2 separate regions of the Mus musculus genome follow, and region 2 is linked to region 1. A link is a loop called in an ENCODE intact Hi-C map of the cell type or tissue named here. Cell type or tissue: left cerebral cortex. All regions are shown on one strand.

Evidence for each region. A loop is a pair of places that touch in the nucleus more often than their neighbours do. Peaks named below come from ENCODE experiments on the same cell type or tissue, not always from the same donor. Only the 100,000 strongest peaks of a DNase experiment are listed, where the experiment ranks them.
Region 2: it touches region 1 in a loop (2.2-fold over the local background); 8 of 42 quality-filtered maps call a loop at or near these places.

What each region holds. Positions count from the first base shown.
Region 1 is chr6:116,134,513-116,142,512 of GRCm38, reverse strand. Tmcc1 (transmembrane and coiled coil domains 1) reads left to right here. Exons shown (of 6, transcript NM_177412.1): 2 at 4,263-4,318. Among named protein-coding and RNA genes, the nearest start is that of Tmcc1, 55 kb to the left of the region's middle. In left cerebral cortex, CTCF peaks have their summits at 3,119 (motif pointing right), 6,373 (motif pointing right) and 7,265 (motif pointing right); DNase peaks (open chromatin) are centred at 3,138 and 6,387; H3K27ac peaks cover 872 bases.
Region 2 is chr6:116,189,967-116,197,966 of GRCm38, reverse strand. Tmcc1 (transmembrane and coiled coil domains 1) reads left to right here and starts at 4,593. Exons shown (of 6, transcript NM_177412.1): 1 at 4,593-4,709. It also overlaps the pseudogene Gm8213. In left cerebral cortex, no CTCF peak of the experiment used is centred here; a DNase peak (open chromatin) is centred at 4,412; H3K4me3 peaks cover 3,215 bases; H3K27ac peaks cover 1,286 bases.

The DNA.
Region 1 (8,000 bases):
GAATTCTAAGCCCTAATGAGGAAGCAGATAGTGTTATTTTGCTAAATGACATAATGTGCCTGTCAAATTATGACATTAAAGTGAGTCCAGGATTGCCTTCTAAAGAACTATTTGTGCCTATACACTAGTGGTGATGTCAGTTTTGGTCAGAAAAGCTTTTTGCAGAAGTTGCTGGTAAGAGATTCACAAATGGCTAACCTACAGAGAATAAATGACTGTTGAATACCTAGTTATGAGTGGTAACTATATACAACCTCCAGGGCTCAGAAAATGTTGTGGGAAAAGGGGTGAGAAAAATGTAAGAGCCAGAGAAAAGTAGGGGGAGAGTGTAGAGTGCTGACTCCTGGGCATGCCATGGCATGGCTGCTTTTGAACTCACACAGTTGTGAGTACCTGTCAACACTGAGCCGTGGAAGGAGGATGATTTATACAGAATCAATAGTTCATGGAGATTCAATGGTATAGCTAGCTATTGGTAAGTTGTACGTCTTCCTATAATAGGCTACCATTGTGCTGCTATAAACAGCCCTAATGTGATTCTTTAAGTTAAAAAAAAACCTACAAGGCACCAACCACAGATAAGAAAGTGTGAAAACACCAGAGGATAAGTCCCTCAAAACAGGCATGAGCACATCATGGAGAACTGAAAGGAAGCCAAAGGCCAAAAGAGCAGTTAAAAAAAGGGAGAGAAAGCACAGCACATAGCAGAACAGTGGTAACTATCCAGGTAAACAAATAGACAAATTGCCCCTGTGTTTGCTTTCAAGTAAAAGCAACACCGGAAGAAAAAGTGTGTAATGGGGTTCTTGGGTGTTTTTTGAGGTTAAGATAATTCATTTTCTTTCCTTTTTATATTTTAATTCCGCTGGCCTCTGGTGTGTTTTCATTTTCCCCCAAAGATTTGGAGTACACTGTGTCAGTATATGTTTAAGTGCCTACTATAAGGCATTGTTCTTTAGCCAGGTGGTGAGTGTAAAAGCCTTTAATCCCAGTGAGTCCAGGATAGCCAGGGCTACACAGGAGAAAGTTTGTCGTGAAAAACAAACAAAAACAACAAAATAAAAAAGAAAAGGCATTGTTCTTTGGCACTGTGTTTTCAATTATAGCACTTCCATTTTTTTTTTATGATTTCTATTTCTTTGTAAAATTCTCACATGCTGTCTGCCTTTTCCATCGGAGCCTTTGCTGAATTCACACTGCTTTATGTTCCTTGGCTATTCCAAAATGTAGGTCATGGGTCTGGGCCTGATGCTTGTGTTGTTTTTACAAGGTGTGTTTTTATTGCTACCTTTAGTATATTTGCTAAATTTTTGTTCAAAGAGGTATGTGTTTTTTATAATAAAATACTGAGGAAAATAACTGGATATATTGACCTCAACTTCATGTCTATTTGTGGGAATTTCTCTACTAGAGTGGGGATTTGTGTCATTCTATTTAGTGTTTGGCTATGTTTACTACTGCTGTGGGCTACTGAATTTGACATTCATTGTTGCCATGGTAACCAAAGATTTCCCTTTTTTTTTTTCTTAGTAATCTTTGTTCCCTGTGAGTCTGCCTTTCTTTTTGTGCCTTTTCTCAAAATACCATTGTTGTCTAGCTTTCTCAGTTGTGTTCCATTGTTATTTGTATTTAGATTGATGTTGGTAGTAGAGGGTCAGGAGAGGTTTGTGATGTTCTAGTGAAGCCTCAGATTTGTGCAGAACCTGGTTCTAGGGATGTAGTCATCACAGGACTAAACAATACCCCCTTTGTTTTTCCATGACATTAGTGGGTATCCAGCAAGTGACTTTTAAACTATACTTAGATATTGCTGTGAGGTAGTACAGCTCTCCTAATTTGTTTTTGTGGTTTTTCTGTAGTTTTTACTTTTTATTTTGTGTTGTCCTGTTTTATAAGTGAGTTTTGTAAGTAACAAAATCTTTTCATTAATACTTTCTGTCATTTGGTACTTTAATACTTAATATGTGTCACACCTGTTCGGTAATCTTCCTTTCTCCCGTTTTGATGGTTTTTATGTTTAAATTCTGTTTTCATTTTGTACCAGTGTAGTGGATCTCTTGCTGGACTAATGGAATAACTAGTCACCCGTTCCTCATTCAAGAATGAAATCGTTTATGTATATAAAATACTGTTCACATTTAGTTTTAATGGTAGCATTAATTAGCAGTTTTCTATCTCTTTGGTAGTAGATTGTGGTATACCTATTCCTTTGGCCATAAAAGATTAATGGATCATGCTAGTTTTTTTTTAAAGTATTTCCTTAAAATATCCTCAGCCTAACCCAGGAGTTTACAACTGTAAACTTTATTTTTCCTGTGTTACTTATCTTGTATGAACCATGTTAAGCCAGGTGATTATTCAGGTTAAACTAAGCATATATTAAAAGAGTGAAAAACTACAAGGAGTAGAAGAAACTAATTTTTAAATTTTTACTGAAAGGGGAGAATTTCAACACTGTAAATAAAACTGTGACAAAGAAACAATAGTCATAATAGAATGTTTACTGAGAACTTTATGCAAAGGGATCAAGAAGATAAGAGTTGGATATTAAATATTTTGTCTACCATGTGTACTGGTCACTCTCTGTTGCTGTGGCAAGTGTTTGACAGATGCAGGGAAGAAATATTTATTGAGACCTGATTTCTAATGGTGACTGTAATATTTTTGTTTTTCAAGACAGCATTTCTTTGTATAACAGCCCTTTCTGTCCTGGAACTCACTCTCCCCCTCCCCCTCCCCCTCCAGTTTCCACTCCCCCTCCCTCCCTACCTCTGTGTGTGTGTGTGTGTGTGTGTGTGTGTGTGTGTACACTCTTGAGCACATGTACGTACATGTTCATGTTACTATGGGGATGGGTGTATGTGCTATGGAGGTTAGTGGCTAGGAGTCTAGGTGCCATCCACTTTTTTTAAGACAGGCTCTCCCACTGTTACCAACTTGCCTGGCTAGCAAGCCTCAGGGATCCACCTGTCTTTACCTCCCTAATGGTGCTGGGACTACAAGTGTAAATGTATCACACCTAACTTTTTTTTTTCTTTTGGAATAACTTTGGGTTTTCTTGTTTTATTTTATAGATTTATTTTTTATATATAGTGTTTTACCTGCATGTATATCTGCAGGCCAGAAGAGGGCACCAGATCTCATTATAAATGCTTATGAGCCACCATTTGGTTTCTGGGAATTGAACTCAGGGCCTCTGGAAGAGCAGTGTGCAGACACTGCTCTTAACTTCTGAGCCATCTCTCCAGCCCCAACACCTGGCTTTTTATGTGGGTTCTGGTTTTCGTGCTTTACTGTCTCTTCTGTTTCTTGTTTAGCTCTCAATCTATTGCTTTGTGCAGTTTTACACATCTTGTTTTCTGTGAGTTCCCTGAGAGTAAATTTGAATTTGGCCTCTATAATGTTGAGTACATAACATATTTCTATGATACTTCTCTAAATACATTGTCTGTAGTGATGGCTATTAGAAGCTAGTTTTCCAGGGAATTTTCAATTTGATGCATTTCAAATCTCAGTTGAACATAGTAAATAGATTTTATAATTAGCTTCCCTTTTCCTTCCTTTCTCTACACTCCCAGTTTTTGAGATAGGCTCTCCCCGTGTACTCCAGGCTGGCCTGGAGTTTGCTAGGTGTCCCAGGCCAGCTCAGTTTGTGATCTTCATAAGTTCTGGAGTCATAAGTGTTAGGCCACTATGCCTGGCTTTAGAATTGCCTTTAATGAAAGCTTACAGATGTTTGTGACAAAAAGTACTTGAAAAAATGTTTATGAAGTTGTGCTTTTCTATGCATCTTTTAAATTTTCATGTTCAAGGCTATAGCTGATACGGTATCTGTTTGTTATTCAGAATGATCATATTAAAATAGTTATTTGTAACCTGTGACACCCTCCACCCACCCACTCATGTGTAGCTCTGGCTAACCTGGGACTTGCCACGTAGACTCGATTGGCCAGAAATTGGCAGTTTCTGCCTGTAGACTACTAGGAGTAAAGAAAGACGTATACCATTACACTTGGCTTTTTTCTTTTTTCAGTGTTGTTAATTTATATTTGTTTACAAAGTATCTTCTTTCTTGATTACAATTTTTGTTTTACTTTTTAAAAGTGAGAAGATGCTGATAAAAACTAAAAAAATGATTCCACCCCTTCCTACTAGTAGAACATAAAATTTTAATATTTCCCGTGCATTCAACCTTTCCTTGTCTGTCTGTAAAAGGTGAGCTCCCAGCTAAGTTTCACTTCGTTCTTATGCTTGCTTTTCAGCTTCTCCTAAAAGGACATCAGTGCCCCAAGTACGTGCTTGAGGGAGAGCAATGAAGGCAAGTACCCAAGTTTTCATGACCTATGAATGAAAATAACTCAATGCCAAAAGCTTTGGCTACCATGTACAAAACAAAAAAGTTGGCAAGAGAAAGGAATAAAAAAAAATGTATATATAATTTAGAATGGCTTTGTGGAGGACCCTTTTAAATATTTGTTGAATTTTACAAAGCAATTTTCTACTTTATTTCTAATATTAATTCAAAGCAACTTGTTTTCTTAGTGTGCATTTACCAAATACTGTGTGCTAAGCAAAACTGTGGTAGAAAAATGAATTGTGGGAAATTCTAAGAATTGACTGAAATGACCAGAAATGTCTGGTGTGTTCATGGCTGCTTCTTACTCTTTTCTCCATATTTCATCTCTCTTCTGTCATGTCATTTTGCTCTTTTCCTTTTCCCATTTACTGTAAGAATGTGACACTTTAAAGATAATGAACAAAAGAAAAGCCAAATTCCTGTCTTATCAGAGTATAGCTAGCTTCTTGTATATGTAAAGCCGGGAATATAAATGTAATTTTGACTCTTTTCATAAACTAATTAACAGCTACTAACGAATTACTATTTTAGAGAAGAAAATGACAGAGCATTCAAAAGTGTTTTGAGATAACTGAGTTTCATGAGTGCTGACATTCTTACCATCAGCATTTGCAGTTATGGCAGTGTTATGTTATTGTCTTTGGTTATTTTGTTATCATACTTGGTTCACATACCTTGATCCGAGGACTTTAGAGATTTCTGTACACGGGCTGGAGGAGCCTTCACAATTTTGACCATGTTCTATGTGTGTGATGTCACAGTAAATAATAGCTGTTCCACTTGCCAGGTTACATCTATCAGAAGTGGGTAATCACAACTTACTGATCACAGCTTAGCTTGAGTGTATTTCGGGCTGCCTGCTCCACAAGCCTGTGCTAAGTAGCGTAATTAAAATAAGTCTTGCTCTTAGAAGTCTTGAGATACATTCTCTCATCTTTATAGCTGTGCCTAAGAGCCTTCCCTAGGGATGGCAGCATCTCTTTGTAGTCAACCATTTCAGCTTTAAAATACAAAAAAGCCAATGTACAAATACTAGTGAAACCTCACATGAAGTTAACTGACATTTGAAATGTACTATATTCTCCAAGTTTTTAGATAGGAAGCAGACAGATGGTTGATTAGCTCTCCATTCTGCCCAAAGAAAGGTGTGCTAAGTAGTCAATTCCTATAATACTTAATGTGTGAGATAAGTAGTAGTTCATTTAGTTCCTTAGTTACCTTAGTAACATTCTTTTATTCGCAGTATCTTTTAGTCGGACGGGGTAAACTGGCTTTATTTTATTTATAACAATAACCAGATCAGTTGTACAGTGTAGCTAATATAGTATAAAATGAGGAGGATCACAAACTACCTCCCGTCGCCCTTACTTTGATATCCTCCCGTATTCTCAGTCTCAGCAGCCCAGTATGAGAATAATTTGACAGACGTACACTGTCACTCGTGCTGGTTTGTTGATCACACAGCCTTTTAGCCTAAGATTAATACAATTCAGTAACTTAGTTTGCGAGGCAAACTTACGAGGGAAGGTCAGGATAATTAAACATGCATACTGTTGGCAAAAGTAGCCCATAGAATGTCCCAGAAAGTTGCACTAAATCTTAGCCAATAAGTTTTTTCTCTTTGTGGTCCCAAAGGGAGACTAACAAACCAATGTAAATGTAGACTTAGGAAAGGGGTAGGGGTGCAGGACACGGAGCTTCCCCACTCAAACAGCTGCTTTCAGTTGCCTCCTTCCGGAATGAAGAAACACATGGTGTTTAGAAAGTAGAAACGTACTGGTGAGAGATGAGCATTTTTAACCCCATCACTCTGTCTTTTTGAGTCATGAAGAGTCAGCAGATAAGGAAATAGGTTTGAAAGAATGGGGACCATGGAGCACAGGGCCAGTGTCCATGTCCTATGGTGAAAAGTCCTGAGAATAGTCACCCGGAATTGTGAGTGGATTTGTGTTTCCTGTCCCTCGGCATATGTTTAGCCCATGTTGACAGTGGGCTCATTTATGCTTTCTGTTTTGCCACTTGGTGGCAGCAGGACTCATACCACAGAACAGGAGCCTGCAGTGCTTAACTGGCAATGGCCGATTGTGTTCAGGTACTCATTGTAATGTAGGCATTTTTAAAGTCTTCTAAACAACAACAAAAATTGAGAGAAAATACGCAAAACCTCCTGCATCATGTTTTGTCCTCTGTAGTAACTTCTATGCATTTCTACAATTTTATATATTTGCACAAACTCAATAAAAATAAAACACTTTATTAAAAAAAGAGATCTGATCCCAGTCCATCCACCCCTTCCCTCTGCATGTGATTTCAGTAACCATGACAGCTATGCTCTTAGTTTCAGCTTCCTTTTCCTATGTTTAATACTGGCTTGTGGCAGCTATTTGGCCTTTAACCTTTTGTTTTTCTCTGTTGTTTGATTGCACCTATTTACTGTTCTACGTCTTTGTTTTTGAGTTTATATAAATAGATAGGAATCTTCTGTCAAGAATACTGTTGAAAGAATCTCTTTTCTGTTTTCTTGTTCTTTTTTTTTAAATCAGTGTCACTGTATGGCCCTGACTGGCTTAGAACTTGCTGTATATTTAGTGTAGATTGACCTTGAACTCTCCATCTTCCTGTGTTAGTCTCCTGAGAGCTAGAATTACAGGTACACAACACACACACACACACACACACACACACTCACTCACTCACTCACTCACTCACTCACACAGCCTCCTTCAAATCTCCCTTTTGACAGTTGCTATTGAGCAAAACTTTGTTCTCTCTGAAGAGTGACCTGTCTGAACTACTCATTTATTGGGGCCAAAAAGGGGTTTTGTTTTTTTGGGGTTTTTTTTTTGATTTATTTATTATTATATCTAATATCTAAGTACACTGTAGCTGTCTTCAGATACACCAGAAGAGGGCATCAGATCGAATTACAGATGGTTGTGAGCCACCATGTATGTGGTTGCTGGGATTTGAACTCAGGACCTTCGGAAGAGCAGTCGGTGCTCTTAACCACTGAGCCATCTCTCCAGCCCTGGTTTTTTTTTTTTTTTTTCCTTCAGCAAGAATTTAATTTACAAGATTTTTCTTTGCTTTGGCCTCCCAAAAGAACATACTCGTCACCTCTAATTACCATTGAGCTTGATGAATATAGATGGATGGTAGCAAAAGGTTTCGAATTTTTACTAAAATCCATGTAGATTGGGATATTTATCTCTCACTCTCCTCTGAATTTGCTGAGTTTCAGCATGTTGATACTCAGTCATGATTATAAAAAAAAAAAAAACAACAGAATTTAATTGCCTTAGAATGACTAAACATACATGATCTGTTCTCTTGGTTTTCTAAGCAGTGGCTAGTTGTCCTGCCTACTGCTAATAGGGAGTCTATTCCAAGATGGCCCCTTAGTATCCTTCTTTATATTGAAACTTGTAAAGGATCTTAAAAAAATGTTATTTTCATTTTCTGTGTCCTTGTTCTGGGCTTTTTATTTTAGAAAATAACATAACCATTATCTGAAAAATTATCTTTTAATCTTCTGATTAAAGATTGCTTAATTATAATACTGTTTGGCTAGCTGCATGGTTTTTTTGTTTGTTTTCTTTTAACTGTAGTGTTTCTATATTTCTGCATGGATATATGATACAAG
Region 2 (8,000 bases), 55 kb before region 1:
GTACCGGGCACATGGGGTGTGCATCTGTAGACTCTGAGGTGGGAGAGGAAAAACTTGCATAATAGTTAGAAATTCAGAATTATAAGCATATGGTAAATTTCTTGACTCTATGGAAATAGTTTTTCACAGGGTTTTTGTAGTGTTTTGCCTTTGAGTGGTTTTGCCTGCGTGTATGTATTGCAACATGTGCATACAGTGCCCTCAGAGGTCAGAAGGTGCCAGATTCCCTGGAACTGAAGTTACAGATGGTTGTGAAGTGCCACATGGGGTTGGGAGTTAAACTCAAATCCTCGGCAAGAGCAACACATGCTCTTAATCCCTAAGCCATTTCTGAAGCACAACCCCACCCCCAATTTTTATTTTTTGATTATTATTATTATTGTGTATGCATACAGCTGACTGCATGTGTAGAGGGAGGTCAGATACAACTTTTAGGAGTTAGTTCTCTTCTTCCAAGATAAATAATAAAATAGTTAATCCTTTCTTTGTAACCACAAACTGCTGCCTGCCAGTAAGAGAAGCTGGCTGCGAAAACTACCTTGCTTGCTCACATTTGTTGATCTATAACAACTTGCTTCTTTACGAATGTACATGGGTCCTTAGGAATAATTTATTTACCTGCACTACATAATGTTATTTCTTCTAAAGGTATAGGGGAACATACTGTTTTATCATAGTCAGTCACTAGAAAGAAAATAGAATGTAATCGCATCATAATTTTATATTGCTTGAAAATTTTGCAAGGATATAAACTATGGTAGAAAAATAAAGTTGTTGGAACTTTGTTCCATCTATCAAATCTGTATATATGTATACGTGTAAAGCTTGTGTTAGTGTGTGTCAGAGCTTGCTCCACCCAGCATGTATGTGTGTATATGTGTATGTATGTACATGAGAAATGTTTGGAGCCTGCTTTTTGGAACTTTGTTCCATCCACCCACCAGGAATGTGTGCGCATGTGTGTGTGTGTGTGTGTGTGTAATGCTTGGAGCCTGCTTGTTGGAGCTTTGCTCCATCTATTCAATGTGTGTGAGTATACATGTCTGTCCATCTATCTGTCTGTAGGTTTGCACGCATGCATGCATGCATGCATGCATATATGTATGAAGTTATTGGAGTCTGCCTTTTGCTTCATCCACTCTGTCTCTGTGTGTGTGTGTGTGTGTGTGTGTGTGTGTGTGTGAATTTTCTCTCCTTTTCTTTTTCACCAGACCCTAAGAGTTAAAAGAGTTCAGAGTCTTTCACTGGCCATAGGTAGTGACAGCCTCAGTGAATGAAGCTTTGTTCCCTCAGAGAAAAGAAGTCAGCTGAGTAGTTTCTCTAATCACTGGCTGTGACAGGCAGCAGCCTCCATCAGTCGCTGTCTGGACCAACCCATGAGCTCCTTTTAGCGCTGTTTTCAGCCCTGACCCCATCACTGATGCCATGCCTCGCTGCCTGCCTCAGTTTACTTTAGGTGTCAAAGCTGGTCTTTGACATATCTTAAAGTCCAGTTCTAAGAAATATAATGCCCTCTTCTGGCCTCTGCAGGCACCAGGCATGCACAGGGTGCACATACATATGTGCAGGCAAACATTCATACATTCGAACAAAATCTTCTTATAAAATTACCCAGAGTAGTGTTCACAGATTTTGCAGTGATTTAGTGAAAGTTCTGACATATGTGAGCAACAACTTAAGTCTTTAGTCTCTCCATGTTTATTTCCTATAGAAAGTATTATTAAATAACATTTGTTAGTCAACTTTGACTATACTTTTTTTTTTTTTTTAGACAAAATCTCACTAGTAAACTAGACTGGCCTTAAATTCCCTAAGATCTGCTTGCCTCTGCTTTCTTAATGCTGAGATTAAAGGCATATGCCACCAACGCAAGCTAACAGTGGTTTCTGAATGGTACTGCGCATGTGAAATGTTTGAGGGTTAGCAGCACTACTTGGCAAGGATTCAGAGGTGTCTTTGTTGAAGTGGGCGTGGCCTTATTGGAGGAAGTCTGTCTGCTACCTGCTTTGCTGATAGGGTACTAAACCTTGGAAACAGTAAGCAAACCTAAATTAAATACTTTCTTTTCTTAGAATTGTTTTGGTCCCTTTTCCCTTTCTGCCACCGCCATGCCATCCGGACTGAGGAAGACCCGGAAACTCCGAGGCCACGTGAGCCACGGCCGCATCCGTAAGCACCGCAAGCACCCAGGCGGCCGCGGGAATGCTGGAGGCAGGCATCACCGCAGGATCAACTTTGACACATATCACCCAGGTTGCTTTGGGAAAGTTGGTATGAGGCATTACCACTTGAAGAGGAACCAGAGCTTCTGCCCAACAGTCAACCTGGATAAACTGTGGACATTGGTCAGCGAGCAGACGCGGGTCAATGCAGCAAAAAACAGGACTGTAGCTGCTCCCATCATTGATGTTGTTCGATCAGGCTACTACAAAGTTCTGGGCAAGGGAAAGCTCCCTAAGCAACCTGTCATCGTGAAGGCCAAATTCTTCAGCAGAAGAGCTGAGGAGAAGATTAAGGGTGTTGGAGATGCCTGTGTTCTGGTGGCTTAAAAGCCACACCGGAGGTTAATTAAATGCTAACATTTTCAAAAAAAAAAAAAAGAATTGTTTTGGTGTCTCTTCATTAAGACATTTAGCTTTTTATTTCTTTTCTTTTGCTTTTAAAAATTAAGTATGGCTAAGGAGAGAAGTATAACAGGTAGGTTACCAGTCTTTAATTTTAGCTACTCAAATGACAGTGTGGATACTGTAGTTTGAATCTGCAAATCCCTAGATGAGTAAAATGTTACCTTTTGTTGGTTAATGGCCATTTTTACATCTTGTGAAATACTTACCAAAGCTTTTTGCCTACTGTTTTATTGGGTTGTTTGTCCTATTATTTCGGGCAGAGGAGGTAACTGTGTAGTTTAGCACTTACTTAGCAGGCCAGTTCAATCCTCAGCCCTGAAAGAAAAGGCCTTACATCTCCTAGACTAGACAAGACTTTCATTGGATATACTCTACTTCTGAGTTCATTTATCATCAGTAATTTGCTTTTTTAATTACTCAAATGTTTATAAACAACATGAATTTTGATAAAATTTAACTTATCAAATAATGTCATGGTTCATGACTTTAAAATAAATCTTTGCCTAACTCAGGGATACAAAGACTTTTCTGTATTTTCTTCTTTCTTTTCAGTCTTATCTTTAGGTTTATCACCCATTTTTTAAAATCAGCTTATTATTATTATTTTTTACAATGGCATACATGCTTAGCCTTCATTTTCTGATCATTTTCCTTGGTGGCTTTATTCATGCTGCCCCTTACATGTGCAAGCTCATCCTCACCACCCTCCAATCTGAGTCAACCCTGCCACCTCCTTCTCCTTCACCTTTCCTTTAATTTATCAAAATGTATATCCATTTTACTCCCAATGTTTTTCTCTATGAGCACACTGCGTCCTTGCTTTCACCATCTTGCCAGTTGCTTCCTGAATGACCTCCCTCACCCAGGCCACTTTTCACATGGCTGCATAATAATTTAAAATCAGACATAATAATCAAGTTCCTAGCCCTGCAACCACGGCTGAAGAAAAGCTCAAAGGCTTCCTGAAACTCTCAGAAGTCCCAAACCTTTTTTATCTACCTCTTTTCACGTGCAGTCTAGGTCCTGACTGCAGCACCCTGACCAGTAGCCCCTTAGCTCCCCTTCTGGCCAGGCCGTGTCCTCACCCCAGTGCACTCTTTGCAACTTAAGGATTGTTAAATTGGACTGTAGCTCCATCATCCCCAACTACATTTCGCCCATTTGGTCTCCATCAGCTTTCAAACTTCACGAGCCAATGGACTCTGTTTATTACCGTTTTCCACTCACAGATCCTCCAATACCGGAAGAAGCTTTGCCATCTTAGTGACGGACGACTGAGTTAGAGACATCCCGATAATTAAAGAGATGAGCTACTAGGGGTTTTGTCATTGACCTAAAGCCAGTCCCTAGTTGGAAGGCCCTGGGAGTCAAGGTAGAGAGAATTGTGCGACTCGGAGGAGTGGGTCCCAGAAATTAGCTTTAGCCTGTTTAGCAGGACAGCTGGCCTGAGTTACTGAGGCTCTGAGGGCACCCGAAAAGCAGAGAAAGGGGCTGAGGATACGTGGGGTCCAGAGGTGGAAGAGCCGAGAAGCTGAAGAGCCCACGGTCCGAGGGGTTGAGAGGCTAAAGAACGACAAGCCGAGGAGTCGAAGAGCCGAGATGCTGAAATGCTTCAGCGTCTGAACTGCAGGAACGGTCAGGAAAAACTCTGGCGGAGGATGCCGCACCACCTGCAGCGCCTCCGCTTACTTGACCTGCGCCCGCGTGGGGGGGTGGGCCTGAGGCGTGGCTACACCTCTGGGTCGGGTCACGCCCCCACGGCGTGCGCGGTCCCGCTCGGCACCGCCTTGCGCATGCGCTGTCGGCGGGAGGCGGAGGTTGTGGGCGGCTGTGGCGACGGGGTGCGCGTTCTCGTTCTAGCTGTCGTTCCCTCGCGCTGGTTCGCGCTCGCGCGCCGGGGCCGTGGCAGCGGCGGCGGAGGCGGCGGCGGCAGCGGCTGAGGCGGCGCGGGGGGCGGGCCGGGAGGGGGGGGTGGTCGGGGTGGGGATGGACCGGGCGCGGCGGCGGCAGCTGCAGGAGCCGGCGCTGGAGACCGAGCCGCGGCGCTGGCGGAGACGCCGGCTGTCCGTCGTCTCTCCACCGGTGAGTAGGACTGGCCCAGGCCGTGGGTGGGGACGGGCGATCTCTTTAGCGCGGCCCGTCGCGGTCGCGGGGCCTCCTCGAGGCCTGGCGCGGATCGGACCTCTGGTCGCTCTGGCGGCGCCGAAGCCCCGGGCCTCCGGCCGGACCCCGCGTCTCCGGGCCTTCTGCCTGTCATTGGGACAACCCCCGCCCCCGCCCCCGCTCGGGCACTCTCCCCCGCTCTCCTTTGGGCAGAGCTGAGCGAGGGGCGTGTGAGGACTCGCGCCCAGGCCCAAGGCCTCCTGGCTAGCCGAGGTCTGAGAGTCCTCCCTCGTCCGGCCCTGCGGTACCCATAAGTTGGCCACCGAAAGTCAGCCCTTGCCACCTGAAACCAGTCTTGCACCTTTTGTTTTGATTTTGAACTCGTGGTTTAACTTGGAGGAGGAAACCCGCTGTCCTGCGAAGAATAGGTGAGATGGGAGTCTAGGTGGTTAGGATGCCCTTTATTAACCCTTTTTGTGGAGAGCAGGGGGCCCGCAGTGAGATGCATTTCGCTACAAAACCTGAGATTTCAGCCTCAGCCAAAGTGTGGACGGTGTTGGTCCAGTGATTCAGTGTCTGTCCCACTCCATCCCTGGACAGCGTTGATGGAGGTTCCCCTACTGGATCTGCTGCTGGGGCTTCTGGAGGTAGCCCACTTGAGCTCTTGGAGAATATCTCTCTGTGCTCTGGTGTCACGTTTTACCTTAGTCTTCATAGATCATAACCAATGTCCAGGCTTAGGTTTTATTGGAAAAAAAAAAAAAACGACTACCATGCACCCCTTCTAAAATGGTTGTTGTCATAGCCTGACATAGTTGTCAAAAGATCCATGTGCACATGCGTCCCTGGAATTCCTAAATTGGCTTTTCTTTTAAGGAAAAAAGAAAAATAGAAAGAAAACAAACACAGTAAAAACCCCAAGATTGAAAAAGCAGGTAACAACTTTAGAATATAGCACAAGTTTGATTTGTTCCTCTCCCTGTCCTGTATCTTAAATTTTAGAAATTAAACTAAACCTTTGTCTTTGAGTGTATAGAATTTGCATAAAGAAATTGTCACAAAGCTTGGAGGAAAACCTTAATAGAAATGGTAAGATATAAAATCCTCCAGGACCTGGGGTCTTACCCCCCAACTTTCATTTACAGATTGAGACTGAAATTGTGAGTGGGTGGTAGTTTTATCAGTGTCTCGTAACAGAGATACTTAGAGGTGGGATTTTAGATCAACAGTACCTTGCCCTCCACCAACAGAATTGGTTGTGTTTTTTGAACTTACACACCCACTCTCTGGCTAGTAGAGAAAGATTAAAAAGCTGCTTCTGGTTTGTGGGTGGTAACCTTTTAATTTCTAAAGAATTCTCATCTGCTTACAGACTAGATAGTTGATGAGCCCCATAGGAAAATTCTAGATATTAAAAATTCATTAGCACATGATCTAGATATCTTGTCATTATGGACGCTTATTAAAGACTTGACGGGATATCAGTACCATGTACTCTGTATAGGAAATGAGATTTCTCAGAGTATTTGCATCTTAAGATAAACAGAAGCACAAACAGTGACAGTGTTATGTCACCTCTCAGTTGTTGAGTCTTTCATGAGCATAAACCTCTTGGAGTTTCAGTGTCTTGGACTAGTTGGTGAACACCAGCAATTTGAACTGTTTGGTTCATCTCTACTGGAATGATAGCCCTTTTCTATAGGAGAAAGCATAAACCCAAGAACATTTATGAACCATTCACTCATTCACCAGATATTTACTGAGCCTTTACTCTGGCCCAGAATTCTTTTTAGATTATAATAAAGGAACAGAACAAGGCTTCTGCCTCAGTGAGCTGCATTCTGGGTGTGGAGCAGAGGCATAGACAACAAATAAGCAGGCATGACCATTTCAGTGACTAGAGGACAGCAGGCAGTAAGCGCTTTGGGTTTGTTGTTTGTTTGTTTGTGAAGAAGAAAGTAAATATTTTAGCTTTGAGGCACACAGCCTCTGTTGTAGCCATGCAGTTATTGTTTCAGTATGTGCAGCAACAGACAGAAAGTAAACTGGCATGTCTATTTTCCAGTTAAACTTAGACCCTGAAGTTTGAATTTTCACATATCATGAAATGCTCGTCCTTTCCTCTTTCAACCATGTAAACATGTAAAACTAATCTTGGTTTACAAGCCACTTAGAAACCTGGGGCAAGCTGAAACTAGATTTCTATAGAAAAAGTTTGCAGGTCCCTAATGAGGATTATGATAAAAACAAACAAACAACAAACAAAACAAAGAAAACACTAGTGTGACAAGTAACTAGGGGCTAGGTGGAGGGTTGCTGAGAGAAGCCTTGCTAGGGAGAACTTGAATTATGGCCTGAAAGATGGAAGAGCTTTTCTGACAGGTGGAAGTGTGAAGAAATGACCATGTTCCTTGCATCGAAGTCCCCATACACCATGCTCTTCTTGCTTTTGTGCCTGTATGTATGTATGTATGTATGTACTCCATGTATAGCATGGCATGTGTGTGGAGGTCAGAGGAGGCTTAGCAGTAAGCACCTTTATTCACTAAGCCATTTCACTGGCCCAACCTTTGGGTCTTTTCATCCTGTTATATTCCACTAGTTTATTGCTGTTCCCCATCAATTGTAAAAAATCTTGTTAAAGAATTTTTTTTGTTTTTGTGTTTTTGAGACAGGGTTTCTCTGTATAGCTCTGGCTGTCCTGGAACTCACTCTGTAGACCAGGCTGGCATCGAACTCAGAAATCTGCCTGCCTCTGCCTCCCGAGTGCTGGGACTAAAGGCATGCACCACCACACCCGGCTGAGATTTTTTTTTTTTTTTGAGTCAGGGTTTCTCTCTGTAGCCCTTGCTATTCTAGAGCTATGTAGACCAAGCTGGCCTTGAAGAGCTCAGAGCTTCTGTCTGTTCACCACCATGCCTAGTTATTATAAAATCTTACAAGTTAAAAAAAAATAATTCTCACGTAGTTGCTTTCTTTAAATGTTCAGAGTGGTTTTCTAGCCTATATATGAACAGCTTTAATGATAAAAAAATTCATGACTTCCAGGTAGTCTATGCTGTTATAAATGTAACTATTACAATATTCGTTCTGTGAGATTGATCTTTTTACCTGGGAGGGAACCTGCAGGTGGTTGTACCTCATTCCAGGCTTAGGCTTCAACATTGGTGTGTGGACAAAAATCACTCACATAGAGTGCAAACTGTACTTGACAACCCTTTAAACTGCTCAGAAAATAGTGTGCATTTTTTGTATATATAATCATTTAGA